Linked DNA regions of Homo sapiens: region 2 is linked to region 1. A link is a loop called in an ENCODE intact Hi-C map of the cell type or tissue named here. Cell type or tissue: Caco-2. All regions are shown on one strand. Links, peaks and the distances in the headings refer to the core of each region. The heading gives the core; the rest is flanking DNA. Region 1 has its middle 27 kb from the start of CMAS. Region 2 has its middle 2.8 kb from the start of GYS2.

Region 1 (2,936 bases), core at 210-2,709:
ATGATTTTGTGGAACTTAAATGTGACTTGATTTGCAATCAGATTCTCCTTAAAATACTGTAATAGCTCCTTTCACACAACTGAAGCTTTTGAACTCCACTTAAAATATGAAAATTTTACTTATATTTAAAACCATAAATCTGGATGATATCAGTGAGGCAATGAGTATGGATAAGAAAAAAGTTGATCAAGAACCGATCTCTGGGGCATTCAACATTAGAAGATTCAGGGGAAGTCAAAAAAGCAAAGAAAACAGAGAAGGACCAGTCAGTGATGTAGAATGAATACTAGAAGGGTGTGGTGTCCTAAAAGCTAAGGGAGGAAAAAAAAGATGTTTTCAGGAGAAAAGAGTAGGGCCGGGAGCAATGGCTCACACCTGTAATCCCAGCACTTTGGGGGGCCGAGGCAGGTGGATCACTTGAGGTCAGCAGTTCAAGACCAGCTTGGCCAACATGGTGAAACCCTGTCTTTACTAAAAATACAAAAAATTAGCCAAGTGTGGTGGCGGGCACCTGTAGTCCCAGCTACTGGAGAGGAAGAGGTGGAAGGATCACTTGGGCCTGGGAGGCGGAGGTTGCAGTGAGCCAAGATCGTGCCACTGCATTCCAGTCTGGAAAATAGAGACTGTCACAAAAAAAAAAAAAAAAAAAAAAAAAGAGTAATCTGCTGTGTGTGAAATACTGTTGATATGTCAAACATCATGAGGCCTGAGAATTGAAAACTGGATTTAGCAACATGGAGGTCAGTGGTAACGTTTTTTTAAAGCACCATTAAAAATTCAAAGTAAAAAAAAAATCATAATAAATATTAAGAAGACCAACAAAATTCTAATTTTGACATTAAATCTACTTTGTTTTTCTTTCTTTCTTTCTTTTTTTGAGACCGTCTCACTCTATCACCTAGGCTGGAGTAAGTGACATCATCATGACTAGCGATTGAGCTCCTAGGCTCCTAGGGACTACAGACACATGTCACCACACCTGACTAATTTATTTATTTTTATTTTTTTGTAGAGATTGGATCCCATTATGTTTCCCAGGCTGGTCTCGGACTTCTGACCTCAAGCTATCCTCCTGCCTTGGCCTCCCAAACTGCATAGCTTATGGGCATGTGCCACCATGCCTGGCCTGATTTCCTTTTAAAAAATCAGTATTTAAAAATTGAGGGAAAGGTAGCTCATTTGTCAGTGCCTAAGGAATATACTCAGTCTTTATTTTGGATAATGTAATACTGAAATGATTGACTCATTAAAATTATTCACTATACTAAATTAAACAATAATTTGGTATTGGAGTATCAGTAACATAATATTTTTCTACTGTCTCACAGACAGACACGCACACACCCTTAATAGCTATAACTGAAAGTATTTCAAATAAATTTTGGATATACATTCTAAATATATCAGAAATATATTTCTAGGCATTAGACAATGGTCCATTTTCCGAACAACATTAAGCGCAACAACTTCAAGTATTAAATACAAATTACGTGTCGGAGTTTATTATAAATTAATTTGGTCTCTAATGAATGCATACTTATAGTGCCACCTACTGTCTGGTAGTAAAATTATAACATCAATCATCCATACAGGTGAATTAAGATAAAGAAATAAAATACATAATCCTCTTATTATCAGTAATCTCTTTTTGGAAATCAGACATTCTGTGCGACAACACTAACTTAGAGAACATATCACATTATTTCAATGAGGAAAAAGTATAACATATTACTTATCAACCTGCAACTCCTACCAATTTTATAAAATATATGAAAGCCCACTAAAGCATACACACACACACACACACACACACACACACACACACAACGAATCATTACGTTAGGATGTAAATGCTTAAAACATTACTTTTTGATTACCAATTACGATAGTTTTTAGTAAACAGCGGTTTCGTAGTGTGTGGTAACATTTGTTGACCATTGACATATATTCCAAAAGTCTACCAGTGATTGCAATTTTATTTGTGATGTTACTTTAGGCATTTTCCCTAATCATTTTTTTAAATATTTATATCTACTATAATGCTATAGAGTTACCTGTAGGGTCTATCATTATACTTAAAAATGTAAGGTAGAAAACATTGGCCATAATCTATCATTTATTTAAGAAAAAGGGGAAAATATTATAATATACAGTGACCTTTGAGCAGCATGTGTTTGAACCGCAGGAATCCACTTAATGCATGGATTTTCTCTTCCCCTGCCATTTCTGAGATAGCAAAACCAGCCCTTTCTCTTCCTGTTCCTCCTCAGTCTACTCAACATAAAGACAATGAGGATTAAGACCTTTCTGCTGATCCACTTTCACTTAATAAACAGTAAATGTATTTTCTCTTCCTTATGATTTTCTTTCACATTTCCTTTTCTCTTGCTTACTTTTTTGTAAGAATACAATATACAATATATAGAATATACAAAATATGTGTTAATCAACCATCTGTGTTCTTGATGGTTTAAGGCTTCTGGTCAACAGTAGGCTATTAGTAATTAAGTTTTGAAGGAGACAAAAATTATGCTTGGATTTCTCACTGCATGGGGGATCTGCATTCCTAACCCCCACATTGTGCAAGGGTCAATTATCTATATATAGTTATATAAATACATAAGTATATATAGTTATATGTGTGTTAAGTGGTATCCCATAGAAGGATAAGGAGACTCGAGCAGAGAAAAAAAAAATTGAAACAAGGCTTCCTTAAATATACCTTGCTTAGTAGATTCAACTACATAATTATAAAGCACGATTAAATAGGACAAGCAATTCAATTAAATACAGTGAAAGAAATTAAAAGCTGTATGGGGTTTTAGCAATGTAAATAGAAAATATGTAAACTAGCAGAAAAAAATTGCAATAAGGAATAAATATGTTCTATGAAGTTAGGGTATGGAACACCAACAGCCATTTTTAATAGGAAATTG
Region 2 (2,936 bases), core at 247-2,746, 410 kb before region 1:
AAAAAATCAAGTACTAAAATAGAAAACATATGATCCCAAATGATCAAAATGATTGTCTCCTTTATAAAATGGTTTGCTTATGTTCACATAACCTCTGAGAGTCCTGCAAGTGCACATTCCAGTAAAACCAAATCTAAGGACATGTTGACAGGAGTGAGAATGGGATGACAGTGATAGAGTTTCACGTTTGCAGTTTTCTGTTCCAGGAGCCTTGAGATTGGTTCATCCAGTGTCACACAGGCTACAGGAGCACAATGATCCATATTCTCCAGCTTACATGATAAGGCTGAATTATTTATTTGCAATCTGTTCCAGGTATCAACTGCTTAGTTGTGAGTTAGGCACTTGTGGCATCACTTATCTGCTGTGTAAACTTGAGCCAATTTCTTACCTAAGTTTTTGTTTTCTTGATAAAATGGGGATGAGATAATCTATATAAGTCACTTAACATTGTGCCTGGTACTATGCCAACCACTTTAGTAATCTTAGCCTTTTTTATAACACATATGATGGTTTAGTAAAAGCTTTCCCTAATGGCAGAGGTTACCATTGAAAAGGAAAGGGGTAAAAAGAAGGCTTTACTTTTCTTTCATTTTTTTGAAGTTGTACCACCTGTATATATTACCTGATCAAATGCCTAGAGAAAACATTTTTTTCAGAAAAATGACCTTAAGATCAATGAGTATATTTTATAACATCCTAAATGAAAATAAGTAGGATGTAAAATAAAATAAGTAGTATGATTGATTTAATTTTGTGAAAATGTACTCTATACCTCTGTTCATGAAGTATATGTAATAGAAGGCTGGAATAGACATAAACAAAAGACGGGAGGCTACATGTAAAAACTCTTACAATAGTTGTCTTAAACTGGTTGTAATTATGATTGATATTTGTGTGGTATTTTTATTTGTGTTCTACACATTTTCTGCAATAAACGTATACATATATATATATATATATATATATATATATATATATACCGTATATAGGATGAGTAACACAGTTTTCAAAAGTTTAATCATATAAATGAATTAAATACACATGATTGTTTCACACACTCACACTCATTATTCTGATTTTTCGAAATTTCTAGTCTTTAGTTCCCATTTGGCGTTTTTGTGTCAAGTACCAGCACTCTCAGCCACACGTCATCTCCTAATGATCCCTCATAGTAGACTTATTCTCTTGATCCTGTTATTCTCAACATGAGAACATCCTTTGCCAATGCTTTGCTTGTTTATGGTAAATATCATTTTCAAAGTTGTTCATTGGGTTAAGAGAGGTAAAATAAATGGAACCATATGAAGTATATCCATGAGATGGATATATCTTCATCTATCCATAGTATCTGGATGAATTCCCTTTGTTCAGGTATTTGTGCAGAGAAAGGCAGTCATTTGTGCAAAAAGATTTGAAGAGGAATCAGGGAAATTTCTCTTCCTCCCATATCCCTGAACATTCTCCTATAATGTTTGTGCTAAAAGCACAAATTGATGAGATGAGAGCAGAAAGAGAACAGTCATCCAGACAGAAAGGGAGATGGGTTTTCTCCAAGTTGGGAGAAGCACTCACAAAAGTCCCTGATACCAAATTTTATACTTATGCTAACATTTTATCACCCAATGAAAAGAAGTGAGAGGGCAAGTAGGAACAAATGAAGACTTGTATTTGGTTCCCTTGGTAAGTATTCCAGCAGAGGTCACTAAATACATTTAGAAAACCACACATTTGCTTTGACTTTTTGGAATCTTCTTAGAAGTCTTCCAAAAAGCCTTTAGACTTCCAAGGCTTGACTTGCCTGCAGCTGCATATCCAGAATAACTTAGTTAACATATTTATGGATCACCTACTATGTGCTACTATTCTCATCACTGAGAATATTTTCGATAAACGGTAGATAAGTCTTTGCCTCCATGTGGACACATAGACATTAATCTTGTAAACAAATTATGTTATTTCAGGTTCTGCTAAATTTCTGGAGAAGAAAAACTGCAAACAATAGTGAGTGCTATTGGATAGAAATGAGTGCTTTAGGTGGGGAGGTCAAGAAAGACCCTTGTGAGGAAGTGATATTTGAATTAGGATATAAATGATGAGAAAGTGGCCACATTTGAAGATCTGAGAGAAGTGATTGCAAAGCCTTTAACTCTTACAGAAACAGAAAGAAGACCAATGTGGCTGAAGCCAAAAGCATAATGAATGAGGGGAAGCCTGGAGGGGATGAGGTCAGAGGAAAGTAGGAAATGGATCATAGAGAAGCTGGTCAAGAGCTTGGATTTTATTTTGGTTGTAGTAGGAAGTCATTGGGAGGTTTTAAGCAGGGAACTTTTTGCTACAAAAAATGGAATGTTGAGAAGTATAAGGCAGGAGGCTTGGAGACTGAGGTTATGAAGCCTGCATATCACTCGTATATTCTAGAATGTAAAACTTTATTCATTTGGTAGATAATCCCTGCGTTCTTCTGAATGTCATAAAAGCAGAAATGAAAGTTAGTTATTTAGCATTTAGTCTTTGCCTTTTAAGGTTAGAGAGAGTACCTTTGTTTTCCCACATAGTGTCTCTATATAATTTTATGTTGTTATCTGTACATTGCTTGTATGTACTTTATTATGTGTGTAGTGATGTTGTTACTACAGAAACTGGAGAATTAAAAGCCATATGTCAGGTACTATGATCATGATTCTTGCTCTCATGAAGTTTACACTCTAGCACAGAAAGTATGTATTAAACAAGTAACTAAAGGACTTTGAGGGTGGTGAATGGAATACAGAATCTGTGAGAGCATGTAACAATAGAATTAACTCGATATGGAGTACTAAGAATGATGTCCCTGAGAAAATAATATTTAAATTGAGATCGAAAATGGGAAAAGCTAAGGAAGAGGTGTTTCTAGCAGACGAGCTAGTGCATGCAAAGACCAATAGAAATAAAGA

Evidence for each region. Hi-C counts contacts between places; a loop is a spot of excess contacts. Peaks named below come from ENCODE experiments on the same cell type or tissue, not always from the same donor. Only the 100,000 strongest peaks of a DNase experiment are listed, where the experiment ranks them.
Region 2: a loop joins it to region 1, with 16 times the contacts of the local background. A loop is called at or near these places in 13 of 110 quality-filtered maps.

The regions. Positions count from the first base shown.
Region 1 is chr12:22,017,543-22,020,478 of GRCh38, forward strand. No RefSeq gene overlaps it. Among named protein-coding and RNA genes, the nearest start is that of CMAS, 27 kb to the right of the region's middle. In Caco-2, for the core only: a CTCF peak has its summit at 1,557 (motif pointing left); no DNase peak of the experiment used is centred there.
Region 2 is chr12:21,606,186-21,609,121 of GRCh38, forward strand. No RefSeq gene overlaps it. Among named protein-coding and RNA genes, the nearest start is that of GYS2, 2.8 kb to the left of the region's middle. In Caco-2, for the core only: a CTCF peak has its summit at 1,687 (motif pointing right); no DNase peak of the experiment used is centred there.